Regions from separate parts of the Homo sapiens genome. Here region 2 is linked to region 1. Evidence: read pairs that join two places in POLR2A ChIA-PET (ENCODE). Cell type or tissue: IMR-90. All regions are shown on one strand. Links, peaks and the distances in the headings refer to the core of each region. The heading gives the core; the rest is flanking DNA.

The links. Peaks named below come from ENCODE experiments on the same cell type or tissue, not always from the same donor. Only the 100,000 strongest peaks of a DNase experiment are listed, where the experiment ranks them.
Region 2: POLR2A ChIA-PET joins it to region 1 with 6 read pairs; 1 of 35 experiments calls an interaction of 5 or more read pairs at or near these places.

The regions. Positions count from the first base shown.
Region 1 is chr9:72,481,563-72,490,407 of GRCh38, reverse strand. LOC105376080 (a long non-coding RNA gene) reads right to left here. Exons shown (of 3, transcript XR_929925.3): 3 at 3,099-6,301. Among named protein-coding and RNA genes, the nearest start is that of TMC1, 36 kb to the left of the region's middle. In IMR-90, for the core only: no CTCF peak of the experiment used is centred there; a DNase peak (open chromatin) is centred at 4,247.
Region 2 is chr9:71,924,209-71,933,053 of GRCh38, reverse strand. The region is part of intron 1 of C9orf85 (chromosome 9 open reading frame 85); the gene reads right to left. Among named protein-coding and RNA genes, the nearest start is that of C9orf85, 17 kb to the right of the region's middle. In IMR-90, for the core only: no CTCF peak of the experiment used is centred there; a DNase peak (open chromatin) is centred at 3,623.

The DNA.
Region 1 (8,845 bases), core at 381-8,380:
GGCTGTGACATATGTCAGCTGAAGAGGAGCCTTGAAAACACTTTCATTAGGAAGTTTTGTACCTCCCTAGTAATATTAATTCAGCTGCTCCCCTTGAAATTTTAGGGCTTCTTTCACATTTTGGAAACAAGAGTGGTCGCCCTATCATGCCTCATGCCTCAGTGGTCAAGTTTCTGTGATCTGTCAGTCAAGAGGAATCCTTAGAAGCACCAACTGGCCCTACTTGGCAATGAAATTGAGTGTAGATAGGATAATTATGCTATGCACCTGTGCCTCTCTGCTATCCTAATAAAATCTCAGAAATAATGTCCCCATTTTCCCCACACTACCTTACTCAAGAAATTTCTCACTACCTTACTCAAGAAATTTAAAACTCATATAAGGAAAATGTAAAAGAAAAAGATCTGTGCTTCAAACAAGAATTACTCTCAAGATTCTGCCATTTGGATTATTCCTCATAAATTTCTAATCTGCCCAGCCTGTGATTCATATAGTAGCTGAAATTGAAATCTGTGAAAGAAATTAGGATTACTCCCTTACTTCAGCCTTGAAAAAAATATAGCCTAAAGGAGTTTTGGATGTAGATTTTGTATAGAAAACAGGCATTTAAAAAAAAAAAAAAAAAAGGCCAAGCGCAGTGGCTCACGCCTGTAATCACAGCACTTTGGGAGGCCGAGGCAGGCAGATCAGGAGGTCAGGAGTTCGAGACCAGCCTGACTAACATGGTGAAACCCTATCTCTACTAAAAATACAAAAGTTAGCCACGCGTGGTGGCGTGCGCTTGTAAACCCAGATACATGGGAGGCTGAGGCAGGAGAATCGCTTGAACCCAGAAGGTGGAGGTTGCAGTGAGCTGAGACTGCACCACCGCATTCCAGCCTGGGTGACAGAGTGAGACTGTCTCAAAAACAACAACAACAAAACAAAACTGAGGATTATAAAAGTGGAAAAGGAGAAGGAAATATCCTCCTTCTCTCCAAAGGTGCATTTCTACACTTACAACTCTGATTCCTTTGTTTCTACCTTTCCATTTCCATGCTCCCATACTTCTTTGTAGAACAGCCTAAATGTTGCGGAAAGCACCTTTCTTAGCTTCTGCTGTGTTACCTTGAAGCCACAGTGCTTACCTTTTAGACAGTTATTGCCGCCTTCTTCACCGTGGCTAATTGTCAGGGACAGAGATGTTTAAAAAACAATCACTTTAGTATCATGAAGATCACTGCTAATTAAATTCAACCAGAGTATTTACTGTTTGTTGTCTATTCTTTATCATGCATTTTCTAAGATCTTCTTATCCCTGAGTGAATTATACCAAAAGGCAGCAGATTGTCTGAGCCTCAGGGGAGATTTTTCCCAGTTTGCATTTTTGTTGTTGTTCTTATAGCATTACTCTTGATCATTTGTTAAAGAAAATATTTTTTAAAAAAAATTTACAATGGAAATTTTAAATTTTGAGAGAGTTGATATTTAATTAACACTTACCAAATGGTATTAAGTAAATATATATGCATAAATATGTTATTCATGTCACTGTAGAGACATATTGCATTTAGCCATGCAGGTATACCAACAGGCTTAGAAGAAACTGGGACAATAAATTGAAACAAGCACTTTATCAGAACATTTGAGCAGCTGTTTACATAATATTATATGCTTAAAAGAAACATTAAAGCATGGGCCATGCTCCTAGAAACCATAACATTTAGTTGAATAGATCTGAATATTTTGGATCTCATGGACCAATAGTTTTTTGGGAAAGGAAGAATGGGAGGGACAGACAAAACAAAGAATGTCAATTTTTTATTGTTTTACTAAATAATAAAAATGGTTAACTGTATTAGTCAGGATTCTCTTAGAGAGTCAGAACTAATAGGCTATAGATACATATATATATATATATATATGAGATATATATATATATGAGATATATATATATATATGAGATATATATATATAAAAAGAGGAGTTTATTAAGTATTAATTTACATGATCACAAGGTCCCACAATAGGCTGTCTGCAAGCTGAGGAGCAAGGAGAGCCAGTCCAAGTCTCAAAACTGAAGAACTTGGCATCCAATGTTCGAGGGCAGGAAGCATCCAGCACAGGGGAACGATGTAGCCTGGGAAGCTAGACCCATCTCTCCTTTTCACATTTTTCTGCCTGCTTTATATTCACTGGCAGCTGATTAGATTGTGTCCACCAGATTAAGGATGGGTCTGCCTTCCCCAGCTCACTGACTCAAATGTTAATCTCTTGGCAACACCCTCACAGACACACCCAGGATCAATACTTTGTATCCTTCAATCAAGTTGACACTTAGTATTAAACAACACAAGTCTACCCCTTGTCAACTTGAACCCATACAAATCTCCTGAGATCATACATAATCTTCAAATAAAGACAATAATGAGCGAGCTCATAATTACACCTAACATAATACAACTGTCCTTTGTACAACCAGAAATGCACCAATCCCAAACCCAAAATACTATTACATAAAGTTAGCAATACTTAAATGCTGATATGAAGTCAATAAGTCTTATGTCACGTGATAAAGGAAAAGGAAATAAAATGAAGATATTTTCTTAGTGCAAGTGTGTACATGCACAAACATGTTTTTAACAAAAGAAGGAGGAAATACTCATGACAATTACCGTCCTCGTTTCTGCAGCTGGTCACATGGTCATAGCTAGTATTGATGCCTACCTTCTTCTACTACCCATCCTGTATTCCCTTTGCCTTCAGCAAGCACCTCAGCAGGTAGTGGCTTTTTTCCTGGTGGAGTGACCCGAACCTTCATTCCTGAGGGGTCTAGGTCATTTGTAGTCCTGCCTGGATTGGACTGTTGTAGTGTCTCATTGACATTAATCACAAGGCATAGCAATACTAAGAGATGCCATAATGGATCTTTTGTATTCCATGTGTACTCTTCTTTACCTCTGTTGTGGAGTAGTAGACTGATTTCATCTTGGTAGTAAGGGTCAATCACCCCAGCCAACACTGTAACTCCCTTCTTAGCCTGTTGACTTAAAGGTAGGAGGAGCCCAAAGTGTCCAGGTGGCAATCTTAACTTCTGGTTTAATGGAATCGTTGTTGTGTCTCCTGGTGGCAGCGTTCTTTCCTCTGGAACTAAGACCTCTAGGCCAGCAGAACATAATGTCATGGGAACAGGTAGCAAAAATTTTGCTGGTGGATAACTAGGGGTGATGTTGAGTGGTGCCACCTCCACTTCCATCCCCTGATTCCTGGACCTGTGAATCCTGGCTATGGGAGAAACAGTACCATATATTGGACACTAATTCAGAGCATACATGGCCTTCTGGATAACTTTGCCCCCACTCTGCAAAGTATTGTCACCTAGTTGGCATTGTAATGGTGACTTCAAAAAGCCATTCCACCATTCTATCAATCCAGCTGCTTCAGGATGATGGGGAACATGGTAAGATCAGTGAATTCCATGAACATGAGCCAAAAAAAAACCCAAACAATCTTCATTCAGCCAATTTAAGGGGGTGGAGGTAAGAGAAGAGTGAGCACAAAGAATGAGGACACAGAAAAAAAAAAAAAAACGAAGAGACATAGAGAAAGAGGCTGCAGCTGTTCTGGCATATTAACAGAAAAGTTCCCAAATACACCAGGACATCAGACTGCCCTTGGGCTCACAAATCTTCAGGGTCAAAAAGACAGACACATAATGCCATAATGAACAATGTGAGCAGTCATTGCTCCTAAGAAGCTTCCATTCTAGTGGTAGAAAATGTAGGTCAAAATCAGGCAGGGAAGTTCCTTGAATTTCAAGCTTAGAAATTTTGACATTATATTCTGGCTAATGAGCAATCAGCAGTGTTTTACTACATGTTACTCGAAGTTTCTTAGTAGACTCACAGAGGGGTATTTATTCATTGGCTCCCAGGTTTGAAATAAACCAACCATAACTCTCAGGTTAGTAATGGTGCTTCTGTGAATAGGAGGGGAAAAAAAATCCCCCATCCAATGAATACAAAGGGGCAGTCCAGGGTAATGTGTATTTATTTCCTTTTCCAAGAACTCAAGGCACATTTTCAGCCCTCAGCTCAGTTTAGTTTTCCCAGTCTGGTCAGTAACATGATATCAAGGTGTTTGTGTGTGTGTGTGTGTGTGTGTGTGTGTTTGAGACAGAGAGAGAGAGAGAGATTGGGAAAGGGGCAGGGTGAGAAGAAAGTACAGTTCAGTGGTTACTAATGGATCACTAAATTTTTCCCCCATGTAAAGATTTTTTAGCCTCTCTTTCTTGTATCTTATGTCATGTCTTGGCATTCAGTCAGCACTCCCAGAGGCAGGCCCATTAACTCTTTCAAGCCTCTAGAGTACTATTCATACCATTCAGTGCATTCCGGTACTGCACTAAGCATACCATGCAAGAATGCTATTTAGTTCAATGCACTCGTGATACATAAAGCAATTCCCTGAAGGCCTGAAAGAGTTAACCTACATCTCTCTCTGAACATTTGGCTTAGTGCAAGGGATTGACTGAGAAACTGGGGACAATAGAGCCCAGTGTCTCATTAACTGGCATAGAATTCCATTGACATAAGAAGAAATAGACAATATCATCTTTAATACAAGTGGAAAAACTGAGAACCCCAAGAAGTTTTTGCCTACAGTCACACAATAAGCTGGTCTCACAGGCAAGACCATTTCCAGGTCTCCAAATGTTCTGCCTGGAGCTCTGCCTAGGTTTCCTTTAAACCCAAACTCATGCAGGGATGGAGCAGATGAAAGTGTGTGAGAGGGCAGAGGTTAACACAAGAGTCCTGTGGGCCCATGTCTTACAAACGCAAATGCTGGATTATTCTGTTATAAATCCTTCTTGGGAGGAAATTTATTATTATTATTATTATTACTCTGTTGCCCAGGCTGGAGTGCAGTAGCACAATCTCAGCTCACTATAACCTCTGCCTCCCAGGTTCAAGCGATTCTCCTGCCTCAGCCTTCCGAGTAGCTAGGACCACAGGCACGCACCACCAGTCCTGGTTAATGTTTGTATTTTTAGTAGAGACGGGTTTTCACTATGTTGGCCAGGCTGGTCTCGAACTCCTGACCTCAAGTGATCTGCCTACTTTGGTCTCCCAAAATGCTAAGATTACAGGCGCGAGCCACCGCGCCCGGCCAGAAATGAAATTTTAAGTAAAACCTGTAAAATCATCCCTTCCAGATTTCCTTCGGACAGTGGTATAGTCACCTCCAACCACACCAGACCCAGCAACCTTTCTGCATTTTACCTCAATTCCCATCAACATGTTTGCAACTTCCCATAGTTTGTTTTCATCTCTTTCTAGTAGGGGTTGAAAAAGTATCTTGAGAATGGAGAGATGGGGCCAGAGCATACACTCTCCTGATAGCTCAACAGAAAGCATTGCATGAGGCTGGGCAAGCCTGCTTGGGGTGCCCCTGGGATGCTGCACAGCTAATTTGCACAGTGGCACTGCATTTAGATTCCTTATGAGGCGAGTCTCAAGTTTAAAGCGCTCTGTGGCTGGAGAAGGGGCTGGAAATAAAGAAGGTGGTGATATTTCCAGGATTTTGCAATAGAACTGTGACCAAACCCTTTCATGCTAAAGTTCAAAATAATATGCATTGGAGCTGGAAGTGAACTTAGATATCACCTGGTCAAACCCTCATCTTGTCACCAAGAAAACCGAGGTAGACAAGGGAAGTGACCTATCTCGGGCCACACAAGTCATTAATAGCACAGTTGGTGGGTAAGGTATTTTAAGCCATAAGGAATGAAAGAGAAGTTCATGGTTACATCAGATAATAAGGATTGATTTTAAGGACACACAGGGGTAGCAGATGTCAGCGGTAACATGACCAAACCTCACCAAGCACTAAACACTGCAGGCACATAAGGTGAATTTATACCCAATCTACTTCTTTTGCTCTGGCAGATACTCCTTAAATGTAGGTATCTGTCTGCCTGCTTCAGTCCTTTGCTGTTATGGGCACTAACTACTTTCTGCCTTGCTTTTACTGCTATTGTTTACATGCATTCATATGTTTCCACTTTCCTTTTCTCTGTTTCTTAATTCCTGCTTGCCAGAGCTTCTGCTTCCTGTGGATGCTTTCTGGCTTATTTTCTGTGTGTCTTTTCCCTTCTGTCCATCTTCCAAGGGTTGACTTCTCTTGAATGGATTTACATTCGAGTTCCTGGAGGGAGGATCTGATGGGTTCATGTAGCAACTCTGCAGTAGTGCTACAGAGCTCTTCCTCCAGATCTCAGCGTTATTACAGATGATGGCTTTATTCAGGGAGGTGTCTATCCCTGGTCAAACAGAATAGGACAGACAGATAAAGTTGAATGTCATCTTTCCTCAGAATGGGGCTTTGAGCATGGAAACCACGTTAAGCATAATAGATTTCTCCCCAGATTAGTACTTTGGACTAGATCCCACATCTCCTCAGTTCTAGTATAGCATACAGTAGTGAGTAAGAAAATATTTCTGAAGCACAAATGACTGGGTTTTAATCATATGACCATTACTTCTAGCAAGTTATGCTTTAGATTATGCTCTGAGATAGCAAGTTATACAACTGAACATTCCTTATCTATAACATAGATTATCATATCACCTGTCGTATAGAGTAAGGGAGGACTGGGATTATTTACATAAAGTGTTTAGGAGAGTATCTGACCCATAAGTACCCCATAAATGTTAGATGTTTTATTATATTGTTTTCTTTGCACAGCACCTGTGATGATTTTAAAGTATGTCTAAAAATTCTTTGATATTTTTCCCATAAACGATGCAGTCTAATTCTCCTGCTTTGAGTATGGCCCACATTAGTGACTTGCTTCTTACAAGCAAAATACAACAAAAGTTATGCTGTATGACTTTTAAGGCTAGGTCAGACAAGATGATATTGCTTCTGCATTGTTGGGATTCTTGCCTTTGGAACCCAGACACCATGATGTGAGGAAGCTCAAAACCCATGGAGAGGCCACATATAGGTGTTCTGACCAACAGCCCTAGCTAAGGTCTCAGCCAACAACCAGCATCAATCACTAGCTATGAAGCAATGAGCCTTCAGATAATCCCAGCCCCAGGCTTCAAGTTTTCCAACTGACGTTCCAGATGTCATGGTGCAGACCCACTCCAAACTTTGTTTGAAATCCTGACCCACAGGATCTGTGAACAATTACTGACGGTTGATTTACACCATTTAATTTGGGGGGAATTTAGGCAGCCATGGCCTTTTATTTCTTCATCCGTATGAGAGTACTGTTTGTGGGGACCTTGACAGGATTCAGGAAACATCAGATTTTCTCTAAAGCTTGGCTTCTACACTGCAGTGTTTCTTCACTAGTGTGTTAGGCCGTTCTTGCATTGCTATAGAGAAATACCTAAGACTAGGCAATTTATAACAAAAGAGGTTTAATTGACTCATGGTTTGGCAGGCTGTACAGGAGGCATAGTGACATCTGCTTCTGGGAAGGCCTCAGGAAGCTTCCAATCATGGTGGAAGTCAAAGAGGGAGCAAGACACATCGCATGGCGAAGGCAGGAGCAAGGGAGGGAGAGAACAAGGTGCCACACACTTTTAAACAAGCAGATCTTGGGAGAATTCACTCACTATCATGACGACAATACCAACGGGATGTTGCTAAACCATTCACAAGAAATCTGCCCCTATGACCCAAATACCTCCCACCAGGCCCCACCTCCAACGCTGGCGATTACATTTCGATTTGAGATTCAGATAGGGACAGATATACAATCTATATCAACTAGGGAGTGGATTATAATGCCCAGGACTTTTAAAAATGCATAGCCCCCAGACATGCTGGCTTAGCACCAATTCTATGGGACTTATACATGTATAATTTGAAAATGTTCATTATTTAACTTCAACAAATCTTCACTGGGAGAGATCATTTACATACCTAGTCCTTACGCTGAATTTGGAGGGCAAGAGCTGATGACTTTCATTCACATTCATTAGTGCTCTATAAGAATCTATGTATGCCTGGCTTTCCTGCCAGGTGTCCTTTTGGGAAGACCATACTTCCTGTCTGTGAATGAATTAGAAGGATATTTGGTATTTCTGGTGTGTAGGCATCTTCTGATGGAATCCAGGTTAGGAATGGCAGACACCAAGCTATGATCTTCAACAGTGAATTCTCAATATATTAAGAAAAACCCATTTAAGTTTTCCCTTCAAAATCTGGAGAGCCGGTAACAAGACAAGGTTGTTCACTCTCATCATTTCTACAAGGTACTGGATGGTCGAGCCAGGGCAGTTAGGCAAGAAAAAGAAATAAAAAGCATTCAGATTGGAAAGAAAGTAAAACTATCTCTATTTGCAGATGACATAAACTTACATATAAAATTCAGAGAGTTTTGCAAGGCATCTTTTGGGCCCAGAAAACCAAAAAGAATTTCTATCTCCCTCCCACACTCACTAGAACAGAGATTCTCAAACTTTGCTATACAAGAGAGCTGTTAATCTTCCAACTATGCCCAGCTTCCAGAGACTGTGTTATCTGATGTACTGGGCTGCGAAATTTCATTTTAAGAAGCACCCCTAAGAAATCCAATGCAGGTGAATTTTAGATAACTTTGTAAAATGCAAAACAAAATCTTTCAAAATTGTTTAGCTCAATGATTTAGAGTATAATGCCTAGAACTTTATTGCCTGGGTTTGATTCTTGACTCTTCTACTTGCTAGCTGTGTGACCTTGAGCGCGGCACTTACCTTTACTGTGCCTCAGTTTCTCCAAATGTAGAATGGGGTTAATGATAGTGCACCTGCCTCACAGGTTTACTGCATGCGTTAAATACAATAATGTCTGTGAAACAGTTAGACTA
Region 2 (8,845 bases), core at 279-8,278, 560 kb after region 1:
TTGTCCTATCTTCAAGTGTACAAATACTTTCTTCTGGCTGCTCAAAAATGCCTTTGAATCCCTCTAGTAAATTTTTCACTTCAGTTACTCTACTTTCAGCTCCAGAATTTCTTTTTGGTTTCTTTTTAGGATTTTTCCTTATTGATATTTACATTTTATTCATATATCATTTTCTTGACTCTCTCCACATCTTTCTTTAGTTCTTTGAGTATCTTTCGGACAGCTATTTCAAAGTTCTAATAGATCCACCATCACTTCTTTTTCAGAGGCAGTTTCTGTTGATTTACTTTTTTCCTTTGAATGAGCCATATTTTCCTTTTCTTTTATGCCTTATGATTTTTTTCTTGAAAACCGAACATTTGAATCAAATAAGATAGTAACCCTGGAAGTCAGATTCTCTTCTTTCCCCAGGGTTTGCTTCTTTTTGTTTTGTTTTTTATTATCGTAGATTGTCTCATAAAGATGAAATGATCTAGATTCAATAAATGGTTACACAGAAAATGATTAGTACAGAGCTGAGGCAAAGTCATGACTCTGTAGAAGAGCAACTGTTAAGCCAGTTCTCAATCTCTAGTGTCTATAAGACCCTACTGAAGACTATATCAAAAATCAGATTTCCAGGCCCTACCTTCTGAGATTGTGGTTTTATAACTCAGGAGTTTCTGTTGTATAGACAACACTTTGACAACCTACAGTTAAGGGATGGGGAGTGCACTAGAGCAAGCAAGGTATGATTAATGCCAAGAAAGAATTCAGATAGAATGAGCTTCTATGAAAATAATCTCTTCCTCCCCCGACCATTTCCCAAGGCAAACTGAGTGTGTACAAACTGTACAAACTGAGTGTGTACAAACTGAGTGTGTGTGCTCCTTGGAAAGCTACTCATGTAGACTGGAGTATCAGATCTGAGCATCAAATACAGGAGAAGGTAATTACTAGAATAGTTTCATGTATGATTTGAGGAGCACATACATCAGAATCACAGATGAGTCTTGTTAAGAATGATCATTCCTGGACTCAACCCTAAGATATACTGATTAAGAATGTCTGGCACCTGGGATTCTGCATTTTAAACAAGCTTTCCAGATGATCCTTAAGCACACCAAAGTCTAAGAACCACTGCCCTAGGCAGCTAAAGCAAACCGACATTTCTAGAGAAATGTGTTCCCTATCTCACCTCTGCTACTGGGAATACTATTAAGGACGTGATATACTTTTCCTGAAAAAGAAAGTTATGATTCTTATAGTTTAAACAACACTGGTTAGTGTAGGTGAGAAATAATAAATCGCTGACAAGTGTAGAGTACCTTCTGCTTAAAAATCAATTTTTACAATTAATTAAATCATTTCCTTACAACTATCTTGAGGGATGAATAGTACTATTCCTATCTTATATAGGAAGAAACAAATCCAGGCAGGTTTAATAATCTGTCCAAGATCACACATCTACCAAATATTACAACCAGAGCTCAAGGCCACGCCTCTGACTCCAAATTTCATCATTTGCCCCACTATTCCATACTGCCTTTCTTTTGGAAACTAAATCTTAGACTGATTTTTAATTTCACCATTGAGAGCACTGATTCTTTGGGGTGATGAATTCTGAGCTCCAAACAAGTGACTTAAAGAAAGCTTTGAAACATACAGTGTTTACAGACTAAACACTGTTTAGTTACAGACTAAACATTCTGGAGACTGTTTCAGATATCTGATATATTAGTCTAGCATACGCAGAAACAGTCTCCAGAATAATCTCTGAACTGACAGGAAAAGATATGGTAGAGGCATAAGTCAGGAATCCAGAAGAGCTATCATTTAAGAAGCTTTTCCAAAATCACGTATCAAAAGGCATCACCCCCAGATGTAATTTTTCCCAGATTCTCACTCTGTATGACTAAAGTCCCTTAATTCAGACATGGATTGACATGGGTACTGCACTGTACAGAAATCAGCTGTTTTCTGGATTGACTTCCTCCATGGTCAGAAAAAATAAAGTTTACATCAGTAGTTTCTGGCCTTTATTCCTATTCCTGAAATTTAAGCCAAATCTAAACACCTCGAAGGTTGGGAGACTATTCCTTCTTCCTCACTCTTCCCACTGAATTACCTCTGCCTTAGTTATAAGTTCAAAGGTCAGACCAAATGTGCTAGTGAATCTAAAATTAGGAACATGCTAAGAAATGTGGGTAATTTCTAGATCAGTGATTCTCAACCTTTGTTTGTGTCTTTTTTTTTTTTTTTTTTTTTTTTGAGACAGGGTCTTGCTCTGTCACCCAGATAGAGTGCAGTGGTGGGATCACGGCTCACTGTAGCCTCCACCTCCCAGGCTCAAGTGATCCTTTCACTTCAGCCTCCCTAGTAGCTGGGACCACAGGCATGTGCCACCATGCCTGGCTATTTTTTTTTTTTTTTGGTAGAGACAGAGTCTCACTATGTCACTATGTTGCCCAGGCTGGCCTCCAACCCCTGGGGCTCAAGCAATCCTCCCACCTCAGTCTCCCAAAGTGTTGGGATTACAGGTGTGAGCCAACATGCCTGGCCTGTTTCTGTCTTTACTGTCCACATAGCCATACCTTCATCATCATATACAGAAAGTGGCAAATCATAATTAACGGGAGAGTAATAAGTATTTTGGGGAAAAACAGGGAATAGAGAACCTGGAACATTATCTTCCAACAGAGAATATCCACATGAAAATTAAAGGAAATATAGCTATATGCATGAGTTTCTATCTTCTCAGATCTTCTAGTATCCTTATCATTTAGCTCCCTGCTTGGTTGTTTATGTTTCTGGTCAATGTTCTTCTGCTTACTCAAGTCTGAGTGATTTTATGTGCATGGAACATGGCTGTACTTTGGTCAGGTGTCCAGACAAAAGCATTCTTAGGGAAGAATTATTTATCTACAAAGTTTATTATAAAATAAATCTTTTGGTTTTTATTATAAAAATAATAGCAAACTAAATAATTTTTATTCAAAAGACTGCTACCATAAATCTACAAACCACATGTCTAATTCTGTATAAAAATTCTCCCTGCTATTTTTACAACATTCTTGTGGCTACGAGTAGGTATAATTATCCTCGTTTTGCAGATGAGAAACCTAAGGCTCAAAGAATTAAGAGATTTGCTTGAGGTCACAAAATTAATCAGAAGCAGCAGAGGCAGAATCCATAAAAAGATATCTTTAAGTTTAAGGCATGCTATTAAGTTACAAGTGGAACATGTGTTCCTATAGCTTTTTAGATCTTCTAAATATTAAAATAAAACACATATACTACTTGGAAGAGCACACATTTTCATTGGTACAGTGTTTTGACTTATTCTAACACTGGTATATTAACTGCTTTGTAAATAAGGCCAAACATGCTGGCTTGTTCCTAGAATAACATTAGAGTATTATACATTATTTAAAAGTCACAAAATTTCGAAGTTGGAAAAGTTCATTTAGAGAACAAAACATAATTTTTGCTAAGCAATGTTCTAAGAGAGGAGGATATAGTTTTCTATGATGCTGTTCCCAGATTTTCAACATACTGAGATCTAAACAATGAAGATCTAACTAAATGGTGAGCAATATGGGCCAACCTATGTACAATTCAACTGGAATGCAAAAAGCACCACTAAAGCAGCAATTGCATAGTGTCATGAGGCAACACACATGTTTTTATAAGCACTCATTAAAAGTTAAGTCACCATTTGAGATCTTGTCCAACCGGTACGGTATGCCCCAAGTTAGTGATCTTAAAAGAGACAAACCACTGATGGACTATTGTTTAACATGTATTAAACAAAAAAGAAGAATGAGATTTCCTAATAGGGATGTATGGAGTTAAGTCTTACAAACATAATAATTGGTAATGTCCACAAACCAAATGATTTTGTCTTTAAAAAAAATCTGCTTCGTAAGTCATTTACTTGGGGCAGGTGTAAGAGGACAATGACCATCTTAAAACTAACTTCCTCAAAGATAGGTGCCTCGCTCTGGTCATATTAATATGTCACAAGAATACCCTATTTATGGTAACAATGAATTCAAGAGTCAACTCACATCAGGAAGAAATTAGATTGTACCATGATTCATTTGGTTTAAAGCTCAGTATTCACATGTGACCTGCCTAACTTCAGTTGAGAGCATTTTCTCACTCTTAGAAACAGCAGAAAGAGGATTTTGATGACAAGAATATAAAAATCTAAGGGATAAAATTAATATATATTCTTAATGAAGAATGCAAATTACCTGTAATAAAATACTACCTTTTATTTCCATACTTTTGCTGTATCTGAATTTGTCCTATAATTCTTTTCATTTTATTCTCAAATCATCCTTGTGTGAAGGAAAATAAGTGGTACTGTTATTTATTGATATTCTAACTTATAAAGAGTTGGTATAACTCACCCACAGTTATATAAAGAGTGACTCAGTATTCATGTGAAGAGTCTACTCCTGGTGTGGCCCTGACTCCAAGTTTAGGACTCCTTCCAACATATTAAACTATAAAATGTGTCACAGGTTAGAATTAAGTACAGTCTGTATCATGACCATCTCTTTATTGTCTACAGGAACAATCCAAAAAAATATGAGCTAGTATGTACTCCGCATTATGCTAAGCATCTCAAAGATTCAGAAGATTCATGATGTGTAGTCCCTTCCTCACAGTGCATTCTATAAATCTGAACAGCAAGCAATATATTCTTAGAGTTAAAATAGTGTTTAAAATAAGAAATTAACTAACTGATTTCTTCAAAGTGAGCTTTTAGAAAAATTTGCATTGAGAAGGAGGCATATAGATACAGGGCTAATTGACAGCTCGTGCAGATATTCACATAAGCCATTGCCTTTTTTTTTTTTTTTTTTTTTTTTTTTTTGAGACAGAGCCTCATTCTGTTGCCCAGGCTGGAGTACAGTGGCAGAATCTTGATTCACTGTAACCTCCGCCTCCTGGGTTCAAGCGAGTGTCCTGCCTCAGCCTCCCAAGTAGCTGGGATCACAGGAATGTGCTACCATGCTCTACTAATTTTTGTATTTTTAGTTAGAGTCGGAGTTTCATCATGTTGGCCAGGCTGGTCTCAAACTCCTAGCCTCAAGTGATCCACCCGCCTTGGCCTCCCAAAGTGCTGGGATTACAGGCATGAGCCACTGTGCCTGGCCATGAAATGCAAGTAACTTGATAAAGGACAGAAAATAAAGTAATCCAGTTAACTGTTTTTTACAGAGAGGAGAAACCCCGTGTTTTTAATGTTATATTATATAAATACTACTACAGTTCAAATATCACTTTACTAATGAACTAAAAATCTACTTCAAGAACTTATCAGCTATTTTTAATTTTAAGCTTTTTATCATAAGAAGGTCTTAGTAATATTACTAGATTGCTTACTATTGCTTCTTGTACACTGGTCTTATCTCCCAGCTAGACTATTAACACTACAAAGGCCAGAATGATAGGCACTCAGACTTTAAAATTTTGATGGCAATACTGATTTTTCTTGTTTGTGGCTTCTCCACCACCCAAACAAGACAAGATCGTTAGCTTGCATTTATTTTTAATCCCTAGGTTTGGTTGAAACCTGGAACTATGAGTTTACTTTTTTTTCTTCTAAAAGATTTACCTCTTCTATTTTTATAATTCTATATAACAACAGCATTAAATTTCACTACCATATTGTCAATCATTTTTAAAGTTAACCCAGTTTTCCTAAGTTCTTGGTTCATCAGTTTCTTCTCTCGCATCTTTTTATATTCTGGAGTACACCCCTAAATGTATACTTTTTTTTTTTTTTTTTTTGACAAACTTTCAGCCTGGATGATTTTTTGCCCTGACATATGAGCGAGCCATAGCTTAGCTCTATAAGAAATTCTAAATTCAAAATACTCCTTTACAGTATTTTGTAGACCTTACCCTACTTTTTATGATAATAGATGAGAAGTCTGATGCCTACTTACAGTTGCTTTGTAGTTAACCTCTTTTGTTCCTCTGAAAGAGGGTAGCAATTTCTCTTTACCACTGGAGTTTACCAACCTCACCATGATATGTCTAGGTAACATCTTTTTCCCACAATAATCCTAGAAAGCACTTGATAGAACCCTTCTACTTGAAGGCTTAAGATTTTCCTTAACTTTGGAGTTTTTTTTTTCTTTTTATCATTTCTTTCTTACCTTCCATGTCCTCTGTATTTCCTTTAGACAGAGCAGCTTTCTTAGCTTGAGCCTCCAAATATCAAATTTTATTTCATAATTTTTATCACTTTGACCTTTTTGACTAGGTTTTAGACAAGCCCATTGGCTTGATCTCCCAAATCACTAATTTAGTCTTTAACCTTGTCCTATTCAGCCTTTCTATTAAGATGTTTACATTTCTACAACCACAGTGGTAGTTTTTAAGCAATGTCACAGGATTCTTTTTTTTTTTTTTTTTTTCAACAGCAGTGTTTGCTGGTTTTTGGACTTTGAAAGCTATTTGAATCATTAAGGATATAATTTAGGATACTTCGGGTTTCGGGTTTTTAAAAGTACTCTTCTGTGACTTACATTACCTCTCTTAACTGGGCATGGGAGGGTTTCTAGCATGCGTTTCATGGTTTCTATTTTCCTAAAAAGTTTAGTCTGCTTAGCTCATATTTATAAATGAGGGCCTAAATCTACATTATCCAATATGGTAACCAGTATTCACATTTGGTTATTTAAATTGAACTAAAATTAAATAAAATTAAAATTCCCCAGTTGTGCTGGTTGTATGTCAAGTGCTCGATAGGGACATGTGGTTACTGGCTACCAAAATGGATAGCAATTATCGGGCATATTTCTATCACAGAAAGGTCTAATGGACAGTGCTGCTAGTGATTAAAGAGCTGTAGCTATAGAATGCATTACTAAAGCAGAATTGGGAATCACTATTGCTTTGGAAGTGAATTCAGATATTAATTATACAATCCCTGGCTCTGTTGACAGACTAAAAATTAAGAGCTATGGCTTTGCTTTAGTATACACAGGAAGCATTTTGCTTCTAAGCACAAGGGTTTCTTTGTTAAGCTCTAAGACCAACAGGGATCAGGTATACTGCTCTGCCTTTCTCTTTCATGGCATTTCCCCACTTTAGAAAGTTGTTCTTCTATCTTGGCATTATTCTAGAGTTTTACTGAAAAAACCTTAACTTCCACCCATATTATGTTGTAAATTCATACACTGTTTAGTTGTATAAATCTAATCCTCTCCATATCTTTAGTTATCTTAATTTTTAAAATAAAAGTAGAACTTATTTTGCTTTTTTGTTTAACTGCTCAATGTATATGTTACAAAGTTCGCTACATTCAGATATATAAAAAAACAGCTTGTTCATTTCTTATAGATAATCTGGCCTTTATCAGAAGCTACTGACTGATTAAAACAGTCTCTTTCAGCTATATGTTCCTTTTCTTCGAATTTTGCCTCCCTATATTTTTTCCCAAGAGAGTCTGATTGGACAACGGAGTCCACCGTCTCCTCCAGCTTCAGAGAAGGGACCTGTCTTTGTCCTGCTCTCCTTAATGCTGCTTTCTGCCGACAGAACCTTCTTCAGTTTTTTGGTATCATAGTTCTTTTTTTCTTTCTTTTTCTTCTTACTGAGATTTGGGGAAAAAGAAAACTCCTGCCTCAGCCTCCCAAGTAGCTGGGATTATAGGCGTGTACCAACATGCATGGCTAATTTTGTATTTTTAGTAGGGACGGGGTTTCACCATGTTGATCAGGCTGGTCTTGAACTTCTGACCTCAAGTGATCCACCCGCCTTGGCCTCCCAGAGTGCTGGGATTACAGGCCTGAGCCACCGTGCCCAGCCAAGAAAAGGAAAATTTTAAGTACATGTTCAGTCAGCCATTTTGAATTAGAAAAATACCTCAGTTAAATTTGACTGACTTTTCTTACTGGGCAGTGAATAAAAGACCTTAATAAATGTGTCCCTAGAGACACATTAAAATTAGAATTAACTACCACAGTAAGCCAGGAATTTTTTTTTAATATACTAAGGACTAGCTGACATTGAATCATCATATGAGAGTCAAAGAACTGCTCATTGTTCTGTATTGGTGCGTTTAAATTCAAGCAACAGTGTTACATATGTAAAAGTAACCACAATACTATTTTATATCAATAATAGATGACAACTTACCACACATGACTATTCTAGTTTTACTGAAAACCAGATTTAGCATTATTATGTCATTCAAGTTTATGGGAAACATGACATCCTATTACTATAGTGCCTTATGATAAAGACTAATGATGGTATATTGAACATTCACATATATAAGTATATACCATGATGTCAAATATATTACTCAAATTGATGACTTCAGTGGCATGAGTCATTTAAAAACAAACAAGACAGACACCTGATGTAAGCAACCTATATAAATATTCTCAGAACAACAAAGCATTTAAAATAATCCCTAGCTTAGCTTGGCATTTCATATCCATGATGCTGGGAATGGCCTACAATATCAGCTGACCTCCAAAACTGGGTCTGATTAGTGTAAAGTTGTAATTGAATTCTACTGCTGATGGACCATCATTTGAAAATTATTACATATACATAACTCCATCAACTACAAGAAGAAATACTTCTTTATGACATAAGACTCTGCAAAAACAAAAGCAAAACAGAAAATGCGTCATACAAGTTAGTTACAAAAGGACAATTTGCGTTAACATTTTAGAATGTAGCTCCAACTCTTCTAACTAAAAATACATCTGAGAAAATATCAAAGAAAATGTTTGCCATAAAGTTCTAAAAATGTCATTCCACCTCAAGAATAAGCAGATAAATTGGAAAAGAATTAGGACTAAGGTTGAGAAAATCAACTCCAAAG